Regions from separate parts of the Homo sapiens genome. Here region 2 is linked to region 1. A link is an interaction called in ENCODE POLR2A ChIA-PET data of the cell type or tissue named here. Cell type or tissue: PC-9. All regions are shown on one strand.

Region 1 (4,000 bases):
TGGTGCGCACCTGTACTCCCAGCTACTTGGGAGGCTGAGGCGGGAGGATCGCTTGAACCTGGGAGGCGGAGGTTGCAGTGAGCTGAGATCACGCCACTGCACTCCAGCCTGGGTAACAGAGTAAGGCTCTTTCTCTCTCTCTCAAAAAAAAAATTAATAAAAATAATAATAATTGCGGTTTTTGCCAATGAAATGGCAAAAACTGCAATTACTTTTGCACCAGGCTAATACTGTTCAATAATGGGTCGCCAAAAAAGGAAGGAAGCAGGTAAGAAGCGCAGCAGCCAAGTTCATAACCCTGCTGCTGACAGTGTCAACATCCACCTCCTGCTGAGTGCCTGCTACGCAACCAGTACCACCCAAGGGCTTTCCTTCCACTTTCATTTACCCCTTCAGGAAATCCCATTTACAGATGAGGAACCTGATCCTTAACAAGGAGAAAGAGCTTGAGTTTGCACACCGTGTCTGTGTTGAGCCTCCTTGGTAAAGACCAGAGAACACCACCTTTTTGTGATTATGGGGCTGTCCCCAAACCTGTCAGGAAGGCGGATGACATGGTCTGCAGCTGTTCACCTCCTGTGGACTGCCCTGTTTCAGATCTGGGTTCATGGAGTGTTTCACCTGCCTGGCTGAAGAAGGAACGTGGCCGTACTTGTGAAGCTAATAGTGAGAGGTTCATTTGTTTAAACAGCAGTTGGTGGAAAAGCATGGAATCAAGGATCTTTACACGTACATATTCAAAACCACTTCACCTCGCATCTTGCATCCATGTAGCCCCTTCACGCTCACAATTTTTCCTCTCGTGATGTCTATTCTCACTCAGGGCCAACTCCACGGGTGTGCGACCAGTGCAGCATCCCAGGGTCTGCACTCAGGAGGAGGTAAGGGTTGGCTGCATACATCTCATGCACCCAGCCACGAAAGGGGCCCCGGGAGCCCGCGAGAGGCTCTCTCCTCCAGGAAGTACCCCTCTGCCCAAGGGCACGATGTTACAAGGCAGATAAGATGCACCATGACTAAGTTCTTCAAAAAATTAAAAATCAAATTACCGAATGATTTAGCAATGCCTCTTCTGGCCATATACCCCAAAGAACCTCAAGTGGGGTCTTGAAGAGATATTCTTACATTCATGTTCACAAGCAGCACTATTCACAAGAGCTAAATGGTGAAACAGCCCAAGTGTTCATGGACAGACGAATGAACAAACAAAATGATGCATCCGTGCAACCTAATATTGTTCAGCCTTCAAAGGAAGAAAATTATGACACGTTACAACATGATGACCCCTGAGGACATTATGCTAAGTGAAATAGGACGGACACAAAGGGACAAATACTGTGTGATGCCACTTCTATGAGGTCCCTAGAGGAGTCACATTCATAGAGACAGAAAGAAAATGGCAGTTGCCAGGGGCTGGGGGGAGATAAGGAATGGGGAGTTAGTGCCTAATGATTAATGTATACATAACATACCATGTACCATCTTTTTTTATTTTTGATTTTTGGTGGAGTCTCGCTCTGTCACCCAGGCTGGAGTACAGTGCTGTGATCTTGGCTCCCTGCAGCCTCCGCCACCCGGGTTCAAGCGATTCTCGTGCCTCAGCCTCCTGAGTAGCTGGGATTACAGGCATGTGCCACCTGTAATTTTTGTATTTTGAGTAGAGACGTGGTTTCACCATGTTGGCCAGGCTGGACTCGAACTCTTGACTTCAAGTGATCCGCCCGCTTCAGCCTCCCAAAGTGTTGGGATTACAGACGTGAGCCACCGTGCCCGGCCAAAATGTACCATCTTGATCAATTTTTAAGTGCACAGACAGGTCATGGTAAGTGTGAAAAAATACCTAACTCCCGCCCTCGTTCTCCTCGCACCCTCCCTGACCCACCCCAAAAAGGCCCAAGGGAGCCCCCCTGCATTCCCAACCTGCAGGCATGAGGTCATACAAGCGGGGTGTTGGGCAGAGGCCCCTGGCAGATGGCAGGGTAGGGCCCCCAGCACTCCATTCTGGACAGAATGAAAACCTGACGACCTATCTGATGGAATTACACGGAAGAAAGGAAATTCGTCTTTTAAGAACAAGCGGGAGGCGGATGACTGAAGTCCCAAAGAATGCTGTGGTTGAACCTTTTTTTTTTTGTTGTTTGTTTTCTGGCACAGTCTGTCTCTATGACTGAGCTGAGTAACGTGTTTCCCGTGACAAAGGCCCCTTTCTTACGACAGTTTAATAGCTCCAATACGGGGGACAGCCCTGACTCTCCCATGGGCCAGCGTCTGAAGGCGGCCACAGAAAAAGGGAGGGAAAGCCGCCGCTCTTCTCCAAGTTGGTCCAGACTGAACTGAGAGAGTATAAGGAAAAAAAAAATCGGAAACTTTAACCCACTCCTGAAATAAAAAATAGAAGTTACCAAAGGGATGGGGAACACACATGCAGAGGCACAGAGAAGAATATGGATGAAAAAGTGGCCTCAGAGCCCGGTGTGGTGGCTCACGCCTGTAATCCCAGTACTTTGGGAAATCGAGGTGGGCGGATCACTTGAGGACAGGAGTTTGAGACCAACCTGGCCAACATGGTAAAACCCCATCTCTACAAAAAATACAAAAATTAGCTGGGCGTGGTGGCAGGTGCCTGTAATCCCAGCTACTCAGGAGGCTGAGGCATGAGAATTGCTTGAACTCAGGGGGTGGAGGTTACAGTGAGCCAAGACGATGCCACTGCACTCCACCCTGGGAAACAGAGGGAGACCCTGTCTCAAAAAAAAAAAAATATATATATATACACACACACACACACACACACACACACACACATATACACATATAAAATATATATACACATATATACATATATACACATATAAGTATATGTATATATGTATATACTTATATGTGTATGTATATATGTATATATGTATATACTTATATGTGTATATATATGTATATACATATATATAAAAATAAAAATTTTAAAAAATTTAAAAAGAGGAAAAAAAAGTGGCCTTGGGGCTTTGCGTCCAACTGTGAGAGGAAGTGGAGAAAGCTAAGAGAGGACCTCAGGGACAGAGAAGACGCCGATGGAGGTAGGGAGACCCGATGCCCTGGTTTCTTAACAGCTGCTGTGATGAAGTACCACAGGGATTTGTTCTCACAGCCCTGGAGGCCAGAAGTCCAAGATCAAGTTGTCCGCAGGGCTATGCTCCCCCTGAAGGCTCTAGGGGAGGATCCTCCCTCGGCTCTTCCAGCTTCTGGTGGCCCTGGCACTTGGTGGCATTCCCCAGCTTCTAGACACATGACTCTAGTCTCTGCCTCCACTACCACAAGGCCGTCTTCCCTCCACGTGTCCCTGTGTGGCCACGGGGCACTGTCCTCTCCGCATGTGTCATCCCTCCTTGTTTTATAAGGGTACCCAGTCATGTTGGACTTAGGCCCACCCTAATCCAGTACGAGCTGATCTTAACTAATTACATCTGCAAAGATCCTACCGCCAAATAAGGTTACAGTCACAGGTCCTGGGGATTAAGACTTCCATACCTTTCTGGGGTGCATGACTTCAGCATCGCTCCTTATTCTGGAACTTACAGGACAGGTCACTCTTGCTCTGTAGCTCTCCCTCGGAGTGACCCTGCACATCGGCTGTCTAGGAGGTGAGGCTGGAGAAGTGAGTCATGACCGCAAGGCCACCAGATCACCTCAGTACCACCTGTCTGGAGTTTTCCCTTCTTTCCCCCTTCCTGCCCCCGGTATCTCACTGCTGGGCGGCACTGGCAAGGGTTATGGTTCTTACCAAAGTAACACTCATCTGGAGCAACACTCAAAACCATCTTTAACAGAAATATTTGCTTCCAGTTAACACCGAATACAAAATCTCTATCTGTCCCTCACTGTGGATTTTTTACCTAGGCTTGCATTTCGTAATGAGCCAAATGAGGTTTGATTTTAAAGAAGCATCTGGGCTGAGGGCAGCAGCTCATGCCTGTAATCTCAGCATTTGGGGAGGCTGAGGCGG
Region 2 (4,000 bases), 170 kb before region 1:
TTGACCGCACGATCTGCCCGCCTTGGCCTCCCAAAGTGCTGGGATTACAGGCATAAGCCACTGCACCCGGCCTTTTTTTTTTTTTTTTTTGTCTTGAGACAGGGTCTCGCTCTGTCACCTAGACTGGAGTGCATTGGTGTAATCTCAGCTCACTGCAACTTCTGCCTCCCAGGTTCAAGTGATCCTCCCACCTCAGCCTCCCTAGTAGCTGGGACCACAAGTGTGCACCATCATGCCTAATTTTTGTATTTTTAGTAGAGATGGGGTTTCACCATGTTGGCCAGGTTGATCTCGAACTCCTGACCTCAAGTGATCCTCCCGCCTTGGCCTCCCAAAGTGCTGGGATTACAGGTGTGAGCCACCGCACCCAGCCGAGAAATAAATTTCTGTTATGTATAAACCACCCAGGGACTTTGTTGTCACAGCCCAAATAGCCCAAGAGAGAAATCTTCCCCGAGATCCTCCCTGAGGATGCCAAGGCTGTGAATATTCTTTCTCGGTATTTTGGAATTTGTCAATGTCTAAACTTGCTGGAACTATATCATGGCCTAGGATGCATTCACAGAACTACATTTGATGCTTGTGGACACACATTTTTCTTTTTGGGCTCCTGCCTTCATAAAAGTATTTTTAAATTATATTTTATGACTGCGTTGGTATAAAGACAATATAATGATAATCCGGGCTGGATACATTATTATATATTCTTTATTATTATATTTATTTTTTCTTCCAATTTTAAAGGAAATTAAAACATTTTCATAGGCCCCTAAGTGTTGTGGGCTTGGACACTGTACCCTGCCCAGGTAAGATCACTCGTGGGTAAGAACATGAGGTTCTCACCCGTAAGGCAGGATTTTTATAGAAGGAAGGTAGGTCTTTCAACCTATGTCCTCCTTCTGTTCCACAAAGTGGAAAGCCACAAGCCCTACAAAAGCCTTGCAAGTCCCAGAGGCTGCAGCCGTATTTATTCTTCAGGCCAAGACTCTCAGGACAGAGAGCACCCATGCACCCCGCAGGCTGCAGGCCATCTCCCTGCATTTGGGACTGTCCTGAGGATGGCGGCTTCATTTTTGTCCCTCCTACCTCTGAGTACTCCCCATTCCTTATGTGAAGCTGAGCCTTAACCCGCACCCACTGTATTAGTCCGTTTTCAGGCAGCTGATAAAGACACACCCAAGACTGGGCAATTTACAAAAGAAAGAGGTTTAATGGACTCACAGTTCCACGTGGCTGGGGAGGCCTCACAATCATGGTGGAAGGCTAAAGGCACGTCTCACAGGGTGGCAGATAAGACAATGCGAGCCAAGCGAAAGGGGTTTCCCCTTATAAAACTATCAGATCTTGTGAGACTTATTCACTACCATAAGAACAATATGGGGGAACCACCCCCATGATTCAATTATCTCCAACTGGGTCCCTCCCACAATGCGGGGGAATTATGGGAGCTACAATTTGAGATGAGATTTGGGTGGGGACACAGCCAAACCATATCACCCTTCGAATGTAATAATCCATGAAAATATCTGCCTCCCCCTCCAGCAGAAGCTGAGCCTGAGACAGAGGATTCCCTTTCGATTCATCTCTCTACCTCCCAAGGCCCAGCACATCACTCTAGAAGGGAATTAAATATTTACCACATATTCATTATGACAACCGTCCATTCTAAGTAACTTTACACATGAGGATCCAATGAGCCAACGTAGAGGATTTTAGCACCACAGCCTCAGAAGAGAGCGCTTTTATTTAGTCCCCCCCCAAGAAATAGGTGTTATTTTTTCCATTTCATGGATGACTTACATAATTTGCCCAGGGTCACTCAGGAAGTACATCTTGCTCAAGCCACATTTTTTATATGGCAAATACTAATTACTCCTATTTAAAAACAAACAGGCCAGGCACAATGGCTCACACTTGTAATCCCAACACTTTGGGAGGCTGAGGCTGGATGATCACTCAAGCCTGGAAGGTCGAGGCTGCAGTGAGGTATGATTACACCACTGCACTCCAGCCTGGGAGGCAAAGCAAGACCCTGTCTCAAAAAAAAAATAAAATAATAAAAATAAATTTAAAGCCATCAAAAGGTGAACCTTCAATGTCCAGTCTGGCTACAAAGCATTCCAGAAACGCAGGCACCAAGAGCCATCTATTCAATTGGCTCTGGCCTCAAGGAGTGAGGTGGTCCACAGTATGACCTATAAGGGCCTACAGACAAGGGTTCAGGTCATGGCTAAGGGTGGAATCCTGGAGCCAGGGGCCTGGGTTTGAATCCCAGTGCCACTACTCATTGGTGCTGTGGCCTTGAGAGCTGATTCAACTTCTCTCTACCTCAGTTTCTTCATCTGTAAAATGGGGCTAATATTGCCCACTTTTAACATTGTTGCAAGAATTCAATGAGTCAATACAAATGTAACTGGCAGCCTTCTAAGATGACCCCACTGGTCACCACCTCCTGGCATTCATGCCTTGTATACTCCTCTCCCCTGGAGTGTGGGCTCGACCTAGAAATTAACATGTAACACAGAGAGTAGGACAAATGTGATGAGCTACCACTTTCAAGACTGGCTTATAAAAGGCTGTGATTTCCATCTTGCTGGCCCCTCTTTTCTTTCTTTCTTTCTTTCTTTCTTTCTTTCTCTCTCTCTCTCTCTGACTTTGATGGTGTCTACTGCCACAAGGTGACCTGCCCTATAGAGAGGCCATATACCAGGAACTAGGGCCCCAATCCAATAGACTGCAAGGAACTAAACCTAGCCAACAGCCATTGAGTGAGCCTGGAAGTGGATCCTGCCCCACTAGAGCCTTCAGATGACTGCAGCCCCGGCCACCACCTTCACTGCAGCCTTAGGAGAGACCCCAGGCCAGCAACCCCAACTAAGCCACATCTAGATCCCTGCTCCACAGAAACTGTGAGCTAATAAATGTTGTTGTGAGTTGGTAAGTTCAGGAGTAATTTGTTACACAGCATTAGATAACACATACAACAAGTAAAGCACTAAGAATAGCACCTGGCACACAGCAGGCATTGAAATAGCTGCTGAATGAGTAAATAAAAAGGAAAACAGAACATTAAATTCTAAAGTGATGGCTTACTGCTTTGAATCTCTTTGCAATTAAGGTGGGGTATAAATTAATAACTCTATAAGTAATGACCTCTCCACCAGATCTGAACAACTCCCAACATTAGGACCAGCCTGCCTGGCTGCTTCCACCCTAGTTAGATTTTCAGCCTCTCTACGCTGCTACGGTAGCCTCTAACTGGTCTCCAGCCTTCTCCTCACTCCTCATCCCCAATCTTCTCTTACATACCGTGGGTAAGTAAATCTCTCCCAAATCCTCCTGTCCATAGCTTTGTTGGTGCCTCCTAAAACCAGCAACATCAAAGCCAAAACCATAACTCAGCATGGAGGGCTCTCCCAACACCACCCCCAATCCCTGCCTAGCCTTAAGCAGAAGCTGAGCCTAAGAATCTACTTTGTACACCAAATCTTCCCCCATAAACTACCATATGGCTGTGTAGATTCTAAGTCTCACTCTTCCCCTTGGCCTAGCAGATTCTCACCCACCCCTGCTGACCCTGTCACTGACACTGGCCCTTAAGTCTCTGAAATTAGGCAGGGCACCCCCAGGCTGCATCTCAAACTCCCCCCCTAGCTACTAGGGCTGTGGTCCTGTTCTCTGCATTCTGGCTCCTTTGCTCAGAACATCCCAAGCATCTCTATTTTTATGGGTACCCTAACCAGGACCCCCTCTAAATTTCTCTCCACCTCCTCCAATTAGCTTCAAGCCTTGTCCCACTGAGACAAGGAGGGCAATTCCTTACTCACGTCTGAGAGGTGGCTCCATGCCATTTTGTCCAGCAGGCCCTGAGGCATTTCCACTGTCGGCCAAGCCCTGACTGATCATCCCTAAACACTCTCCTAACCTCCTCAGCCCAGAAGTCCATGTGTCACCCTGGATAAGTGGCCTTATGCGATGCTATGACATCCATCCCTAAGGT

The links. Peaks named below come from ENCODE experiments on the same cell type or tissue, not always from the same donor. Only the 100,000 strongest peaks of a DNase experiment are listed, where the experiment ranks them.
Region 2: POLR2A ChIA-PET joins it to region 1 with 12 read pairs; 12 of 35 experiments call an interaction of 5 or more read pairs at or near these places.

Annotation. Positions count from the first base shown.
Region 1 is chr17:72,714,221-72,718,220 of GRCh38, forward strand. All of the region lies in intron 7 of SLC39A11 (solute carrier family 39 member 11), which reads right to left. Among named protein-coding and RNA genes, the nearest start is that of LINC00511, 76 kb to the left of the region's middle. In PC-9, no CTCF peak of the experiment used is centred here; DNase peaks (open chromatin) are centred at 2,141 and 3,631; H3K4me3 peaks cover 1,507 bases; H3K27ac peaks cover 2,758 bases.
Region 2 is chr17:72,546,661-72,550,660 of GRCh38, forward strand. The region is part of intron 1 of LINC00673 (long intergenic non-protein coding RNA 673); the gene reads right to left. Among named protein-coding and RNA genes, the nearest start is that of LINC00673, 44 kb to the right of the region's middle. In PC-9, no CTCF peak of the experiment used is centred here; no DNase peak of the experiment used is centred here.